3 separate regions of the Homo sapiens genome follow, and regions 1 and 2 are each linked to region 3. Evidence: chromatin contacts called from ENCODE Hi-C or POLR2A ChIA-PET data. All regions are on one chromosome and are shown on one strand. The core of a region is the stretch at or near the end of the contact, and the rest is flanking DNA. Distances in the headings are between cores, read along the strand shown. Region 1 has its middle 73 kb from the start of SESTD1. Region 2 overlaps SESTD1 (SEC14 and spectrin domain containing 1). Region 3 overlaps SESTD1 (SEC14 and spectrin domain containing 1).

Region 1 (2,700 bases), core at 61-2,560, 98 kb after region 3:
AGCTTTTACCGTTGTTAGAAAATGGCAAATGGAATAGTAAGAATACAATACAACATTGAGCTCAGGAGGGCTGAAATACATGACTTATCAATGAGGTTAGAATTACATTCATAGAAACATCAGTGTATGATGCTGTTTTGTGGCACATGCTTCAGGGAATTGGTTACATAAACAGGTGGGGTGTGTGTGTGTGTGTGTATGTATATAATAATTTCATAGTCAAGCCTATAGGAATAAAGAATAATTCAAATATAAAGAATTCAGATAGTATGGAAGAAAATGTTAGGTACCACCCCTAACTGGAATGTGCAAGAAAAAGAATTATAAATTCAAGGAGACATTCTATATAAACCAGATGTGAGTTGGCAAAGTATATGACTTTTCCAAGTAATATTTACATTTTAAGAGGGGGCTCCTGGAAGTGCCTTCTTCCAAGCTATAAGGTACAGGGGTAGGGATTTCAGCACCTGCAAGGCAGATATTTTTGAAGTAGAGAATCTTTGTAGCAGCTGAGAGGGGTTTACAGCACACAATCTGTTCTTCTGTTCAAGGTCAGTGTGCCCAGATGAAAAACTGTCCTCCTTTAGAAGAGGCTAACACGGTCTGAAGCAGCTACAGAACAGCGTACGTTATCTGTCAATCCAAACCAGCATGATGAAAATTATTCAAATCAATTAATTAAAAAATCTCACATAAATAATGCATTTGCCATCCAACTTTGTTCTGTTTTCCTGGCTGGGTTAATAATCAAGAGAGTTAATATTTTTAAAAATGCAAATAGTCTTGTTTTTAATCTTTAAAGATCTTGCTAAATAGACAACAGATAAAGTTCTACCTGGTGAAGTTCATGAAAGCTTTTAGAAGGAAAGCATTTGCCAGATCAATTTAGTGTGAGTCAAAAAGAGATAAAAAAGGAAATGACTCCCACCTCTTCAGAGTACTCCAGGATCTTTGAAAGTGCCATACAAATATTCAACGGTTGCATACTGGCAAAGTAGAAATAAGCAATGGACAAATCCTTCAGGAAGTGAGGGAGGTACTCTAAACTTTAGCCTGCAGCTGAGCCCCAGGGTCTCCTGATTCCTAGAACCATCACCTTCATTATTCTTTAGTTCTTTCTTCACTGTGGTAAAACAGATACAACTGAATTTTTTAATTCATGTCTAGAAGGGCACCAGCCACACACCCTCTTCAGTCAGCAGGCATAAACATCTAGCCTGTTTACCCCAAGCCGATCTCCCAGCACACTGAGTCTGTACATCTGGAAAATATTGTTTGCTGCTTAAAGGATCACTCCAACTGTGTGGCTGCTGGCAGGAATTCCTGCTACTCAGACTTTTGGTATTTATTGGGAGAGCCCCCGTATGCTGGTGCAAGGATGCCCAGAGGGAGTCCTAAAAATCCTTTTGAGTCTCACAGCTGGGCTCCTTTTTCAGGCTGCACAGCTGGCATTATATTTGGGCAGCATGCCTTGGCTTCTGACTGTGGGGTTGCAGAGGCCAATCCCCCTCTGCGGTCTCAAGAACTGCAAGTTCCTCCAGTATCCAGCTTCTGCCTTCATGAGAAGTCTTGAGTTGCTTGAGTCTTAAAAGTTTTCAAATTGCTATCAGTTTATTAAAATATTCAGTTCTCAGTACGGTAAGTTTCACTAAAAATACTATAGATTAAATGGGTTTTGGCTAACTCTGAAAAAATAGCATTGCTAAATTTAAGATAATTTTATTATGTAGCAGCTATGGAAAGAAAACTAAATTTGGAGTTTCTTGAGCAGTTAACTGAAATTTTAGTGGACCGTAAACTTCTTCCTAAGACTCTTCCCAATGTAAAAGTTCAGCAAGAGTCTCACTCTGTCGCCCAGGCTGGAGTGCAGTAGCACGATCTCGGCTCACTGCAACCTACGCCTCCCGGGTTCAGTTGATTCTCCTGCCTCACCCTCCTGAGTAGCTGGGATTACAGGCGCCCACCACTGCACCTGGCTAATTTTTTGTATGTTTAGTAAAGAGGGGGTTTCGCCATGTTGCCCAGGCTGGTCTCGAACTCCTGAGCTCAGGCAATCTGCCCGCCTCAGGCTCCCAAAGTGCTGGAATTACAGGCCTGAGCCACCGTGCCCAGACGATAGTAAGATTTTCATAAAGGACATCAAAGTTATCTTCCAAGCATTCTCCCTTCTTCCCTCATAATGCTTGACTCCATTTCCATGGCAGTCCTTAGCCCTGACATATCAAAACCAACCCGGGTAGCCCAGTCCCCTCGACATCTTTATTAGCTCAGGTAATGTAGGCCTAGTAATCGACACATGACATTTCCCTTGTTCATTGGTTGGAGGAATCCAGCCTCTTCTTTTGGATGTGACTGAGGTGCAGGTGGTCTCAGTTGATGCTGCAGTCACCTTACGAAGACAGCCTGAGGGCAAAGCTGATGTACGCCAGGAAGAAGATTCAAAGACCCATGTCTCAAAGAAGCTGTACCTGACCAAATCTCACCTTAACTCCCATAAAATGTTTGGACTTTTTAATCTATTGAACTAAAAATTCCCATTTATTGTTTAATCTAATCAGGATACTTTTTTGCTACTTGCATCCAAAAGAATTTCAACAGAATAAATTAAGGTGCAAACTGAATATCCATAAATTTCCCCAGCCTCCTGGGATGACTCTTTCTTTTAGTACTGTAATTCAAGGCCCTTATCCCAGGAGACTG
Region 2 (2,700 bases), core at 103-2,602, 68 kb before region 3:
GTAATCCCAGCACTTTGGGAGGCCGAGGTGGGCAGATCACCTGAGGTTTGAGACCAGCATGACTAACGTAGAGAAACCCCGTCTCTACTAAAAATGCAAAATTAGCTGGGTGTGGTGGTGCATGCCTGTAATCTCAGCTACGTGGGAGGCTCAGGCAGGAGAATCTCTTGAACCTGGGAGGCGGAGGTTGCAGTGAGCCGAGGTTGCACCACTGCACTCCAGCCTGGGTAACAAAAGCGAAACTCCATCTCAAAAAAAAAAAAAAAAACCTGAAGTCATAAAATACATATTCTTGACCATAGCTCACAAACATTAACTCAAAATAGATCACAGATCTAAATTTAATGACTAAAACTATACAACTTTTAGAAGAAAATATCAAGGACAATCTTTGTGACCTTGAGTAAGGCAAAGATTTCTCAGATTATGACAACAAAAGTCTGATTAATAAAAGAAAACTGTTTCTCCACCTGTGAAATCAGAAAGCAAAAAAAAAAAAAACTGAAAAAGAGGACTTCATCATAGTTAAAAAAATTTCTTGAAAACTGTTAAGAGAATGACAAGGCAAACAATAGACTAGGAGGTAATATTTGTAAATTATGTGTCTCATAAATGACTTCTATACAAAATACATAAAAAACTCTCAAAATCCAGTAACAAAAAAGACCTTATTTTTTTTAAAAAATAGGTAAGAGATTTAAACTGATACCATCTGTGATACTGTGATATAAGAAATATGCATTTGCTCTTTGTCCCCGGTTCCTGGCACAGAACTCCTGAAACCCTTGTAATTCCTAGGTGACAGGAGCATCCTTTATTACAGTATTTGGTCTCAGTCCCCAGTTATCGACACAAGAGTTACAAGATCCTTGGCATTTCTGGAGTGATAAGTGTTTTTTTGGATGTTAGTAAGATGAGTGGTGGCTGTGGGCCTCTAAACAGATTCAAGATGAAGGCTTGTCACCAAAAAGACCAAGGCATAATTAGAGAGTTGAAACTTTCATGGCCACTCCTCTCCCTCCAGGGAAGGGAGAGAGGCTGGAGACTGAGTTAGTTAATCACTAATGGCCAATGATTTGGAGAGTTTCTGGGTTGATAAACATGTACACAGGCCATGAGGGTGGTGCACCCCAACTCCCTAGGGTTCGAAGCTCCTGCGCTCTGGATCATTCTAGACCTTGCACTTTGTGTATCACTTCATCTGGGTTGTTCATCTATATTCTTTATATAAAGCCAGTAAATGTTAGTAAAGTGATTCCCTGAATTCTATGAATCAATATACCAAATTACTAAACCTGAGAAGGGGCTTGTGAGTACAGAAACAGTTTTCCTACCACCAGTCAGGGGCTAGAAATGGAGAAGTTAACTATAGGAGCATATAGGGGAATTCTGGGGGTGAGGAGACACTTCCTGATTTCTTGATTGTGGTTTTATATGTTTTGTCAGAACTCTCAGAACTACACACTAAAATGAATTAATTTCACTGCACGTAAATTATAGCTTAATTTTTTTAAGTAAAGAATAAAACCATGTATTTTTAAGAAATTTCAAGCCATCTCCTTTAAGAATAAACTAAGTTTTCTCAAATCTTTCTATCCAATATACATTAACAACCTTTTCTCCATACCAAAAATACACTGATATTGACCTCGGTAAAAATAAAAATGAGTGTATAGCATGGCAAGTTCCAAAATGAATCTTTATTATCTGACTGTAAGCATTCCAAGGGCCTATATTATACCAGGTTGGAGTTAGTCTTTGTATTCTTCAAAGTTCCCACACTTTATTTAGACAATGTAAAGTCTGTTATTTATCAACTCTCCTACTGGGAAGTTGAGAATTAACAGGTGTGGAAGAAAGAATATGACAAACTGCTTAGATTTACATTCCATCATAGTGCTTTTTTCTAACCTACAGTAAGATGCACTATCACACAAGGAAAGTAAAAGAGAGAAATAAAAAGTCAGTAGGAAAGAATGGATAACTGTGTTCATGTATTAAAACTGGCCAGATACTAAAAAATAATTATGACATGTCACAAAAAATAGACTATAATTTCAACTCCAAAATGTCCAGGATTTCCTAGTATTTGTTAAATTTCCTCTCCATAATGCAATAAAAAAATTTAAATACAAAGGTTCTACTTATTCAAAGAAGTTAACAAAGAATGATACAATTGAAAATGGAAAACAAGAAAGCTTTCATGATCTTTAACAAAATATCATACTTCATTCAGCAAGTATCCAAATGCTGACCATATACTAATTATTACTTAGGCACTAATTAAGCATTCCTTAAGCACTGCTTAGTAACCAATGCTGAACGGTCAAAAATAATTTCAGTAAAATACTATTTTTAAAGATATAATGGACTTTAAAAAAAGAGATTACATTTACCTCAAAGCCAAGTCTATCCTTCTCCTTCCAAAAACAAAAATGCGTTACTTTCTTATCCCAGAATTCATCTGGCTTTACCACACAAACAAGGGACACCTCAGCTGGAACAACATTCTATAAAATACAGAAAAATAATTACAAATTACACATGTAAAATGAATAATTTACTAAATTTATAAATTACCAGACAGTCAAGATTATGCTACATAAGAGATTTTTGGAGAAGAATTAAAATAATAAAGAAGAAATTCTCTAGACTTCAAAACATACATGGCAATAAAGAAGAACTTGAAAGACAAGGTGA
Region 3 (2,700 bases), core at 107-2,606:
TATATTTTGTATATGTACTATATACAATATTCTTACAATAAAGCTAGAGAAAATAAAATCTTATTAAGAAAATCAAAAGAAGAGAACATATATTTACTATTCATTAACTGGAAGTGGATCATCAAAAATGTCATCATCCTTGTTGTCTTTACATTGAGTCAGTTGAGAAAGTGGAGGAAGAGGATAGGTTGGCCTTGCTGTCTCAGGGGTGACAGATATAGAAGAAAAGCCACATAAAGTGAACCCATCTGGTTCAAACCTATTGTTCAAGGATCAACTGTACAATCATACTAGTAAGTCCACAGAAAACTGTTGGCATAATAAAATTAACGCCTTCTCATGGCCTTAGAAATCCTGTCATGATCAAATTTCTTCAAAATTCTTAGATTCCATAAAAATATATATTAAATAAAAGTTACAGCTTATACATTTAGAAAAACAAAATTTGACAAATACTTTGACAATTATCTAATAATGTTCTTATTACCATTCCTAGAGATTAACCTAATATGAAGCATCAGCCCCTTTGAAGTAGTCCCCTCAGTCATGCCAGTTTCTGTAAGAAACTAGAAACTTATTGCTCAATAAATTACTATGTGTAGGGAAAAAGGTCAGTGTTATTTTATAATTCTTTCTGTGCTTTGGAGTCATAATATAATAAACCAAATTGAGTATATGGCCCTAAAATAAATAATGAACTAGAGCACCTAATTTCTTCTTCCTCAGAGGAAAGGCTTTGTTGTCACAAAGTTAATTGAATTCTTATCTTTGAGTCTATTTTTTCTCTATGTTCTTTATTAACTGACCTCTTTTCTCCTTCTTTTCTTCCTCTGCCTTGCCCTCGTTTTCTTATCCCTAACTGCTTTTATTATTAGAAACTAAAAGTCTGTCAGTCTCTTAAATTAAATACATTAACTACTTACATGCCAAATGTTTACACCAGTTTTATCATAAGAAATTCAAGAGTGTCTCATTTATTAATCACGACTAATGTTTGATTTCTCTGCTGTAGCAGTAAATTATTTATTATCTATATTTGTGCCAACTATGTATCTTAGTATCTGACAAAAGTAAACACTTGAAGTGAGATTAAGACTATTAATTCAACAAAAGTCTACAGTATCAATGGATTATATAGGATGCTATAAGCTCTGTACTGTTCCTGCAACCACCTTTTAAAAAAATGAATAGAGAATTTTTTTTTAAATCTTTGAGAGAATAATCCTGAATTCTGTTATTTCATATTGTCTACAGAAATTTAATTACTGCCACAAAATGTTTTCTTCCTTTTGCAAACCAGCTCATAGTTCATATAATGACTCTCCTGGATGAGTCATCTGCAGGAAGTACAAGGTTTTTTTTTTGAATCTGCTAAGGTAAAGACTTTGAAGTATAAAGTTAAAAGCTGCACAGCTGGAAGCATTCTGGGAAAGAACTTTAAAAGTGACTGAAACCACTGGTATTCACTTATATTTTAACCCAGCTACACATTAGAATCATGTGGGGAGCTTTTAAAAAATATAAATGTGAGAGCCCCAGTTCAAATCAACTGAATGACAATCTCTGGGTTTAGACCTAGGCACAGGAATTATTTCAGAGCCCCCCAGGTAAACAACATATGCAGCTAGGATTCAAAACCACTGGCCAAGTCTTTATCATTATTAAGATAGATTAAAACAATAAGGCATCATTTAGCACTACTAACGCTTTATTCTTAAAGAAATGCCATTTAACTACATGCAAACCTTAAATTATCTACTATTCCAATGTTTAAGTCCAATACTCAACAAAGAGTAGATGCTCCACAATCAGTGACTGGTGATACTGATATATTAACAACCAATTTACAATCATTACCTTACTTTAGAAGGACAATCAAACTATTCTGGTGCAGAACATATTATTTTGACATTTTTCAATAGTTCCAGCTTCACATCTTCTGAAACAACTGATGATCCAGTCAAATACCTAACAGCTTGCAGATTACAAGGTGATGAGACACATGGCCTTGAGATGAACGATTGGTGCATTTCAGACAGAAGAACAAATTGATCAAGGTCATGGTATACAGACAGTAGAAACGCAGAATCCTATAGAATAGAATTCTATAGAACATCAAATGGTGTAACAGAGACACACAGGAGTAGTTGGAAGAGGAGAGAAAAGCTAAGATTCTTCACAGATTAAGAAGCTCTCTGAATAACAGACGAAGAAACTTAGATGATGATCTACAGGCAACAGAGAGTCACTGGAGGTTTTCTAAAAGGAGTGACTTGGTGTTCTACTTCCTGGAAGATGGAGTAGATACAATTTTTCCTATTCCTCTCACTAAGTACAAATAAAAGTGCTACACATTACATATAAAACAAGCCTAAGAAGTCTGTGAACGGTAGAGAAAGGAACACAGACTGACTAGGGGCCTCAGGACCTAAGATTAAGTTTCCCTTGAGTTTTCTTTTTGCCTAATTACATCTCAGACTTGCAGCTGTAAAACCGGCAACCTGGAAATAACAATAGGAGAAGACAAAAATAAAGCCCCAACAAAAGCCGCCAGTCAAAAGACCAGGAAGGAGCAGTCCAGCAAGAAAAAAAACTTTAGACAAAAAAAGTGCTACTCTAGCCCAAAATACACAAAACACTGGCCTCACCCTCACCCATGCCAGAAGGTCAAGTGGAGGGCCTAGACTTTCATTCTTGAAA

Evidence for each region. A loop is a pair of places that touch in the nucleus more often than their neighbours do. ChIA-PET counts read pairs that join two places held with the same protein, here RNA polymerase II (POLR2A). Pooled maps may share reads with other maps.
Region 1: a loop to region 3 is called in a map of mammary epithelial cell, with 2.8 times the contacts of the local background. The contact joins two enhancer-like sites. A Hi-C loop is called at or near these places in 34 of 168 maps with a recorded cell type or tissue (CD14-positive monocyte, Calu3, HepG2 and 20 more), 10 of 37 single-sample maps with no recorded cell type and 21 of 50 pooled maps. POLR2A ChIA-PET finds 5 or more read pairs at or near these places in 4 of 52 experiments (B cell, GM12878, HepG2 and 1 more).
Region 2: a map of transverse colon shows a loop between it and region 3 (5-fold over the local background). The contact joins two enhancer-like sites. A Hi-C loop is called at or near these places in 1 of 168 maps with a recorded cell type or tissue (transverse colon), 1 of 37 single-sample maps with no recorded cell type and 1 of 50 pooled maps. POLR2A ChIA-PET finds 5 or more read pairs at or near these places in 4 of 52 experiments (T-cell, activated T-cell, activated naive CD4-positive, alpha-beta T cell and 1 more).

Annotation. Positions count from the first base shown.
Region 1 is chr2:179,335,986-179,338,685 of GRCh38, forward strand. No RefSeq gene overlaps it. Among named protein-coding and RNA genes, the nearest start is that of SESTD1, 73 kb to the left of the region's middle. Within about 2 kb of position 1,311, at least 2 of the 41 ENCODE cell types and tissues checked have a DNase peak (open chromatin) inside an H3K27ac peak, as active enhancers do.
Region 2 is chr2:179,169,724-179,172,423 of GRCh38, forward strand. It overlaps SESTD1 (SEC14 and spectrin domain containing 1), which reads right to left. Exons shown (of 18, transcript NM_178123.5): 5 at 2,397-2,510. Among named protein-coding and RNA genes, the nearest start is that of SESTD1, 94 kb to the right of the region's middle. Within about 2 kb of position 1,353, at least 2 of the 41 ENCODE cell types and tissues checked have a DNase peak (open chromatin) inside an H3K27ac peak, as active enhancers do.
Region 3 is chr2:179,238,040-179,240,739 of GRCh38, forward strand. All of the region lies in intron 1 of SESTD1 (SEC14 and spectrin domain containing 1), which reads right to left. Among named protein-coding and RNA genes, the nearest start is that of SESTD1, 25 kb to the right of the region's middle. Within about 2 kb of position 1,357, at least 2 of the 41 ENCODE cell types and tissues checked have a DNase peak (open chromatin) inside an H3K27ac peak, as active enhancers do.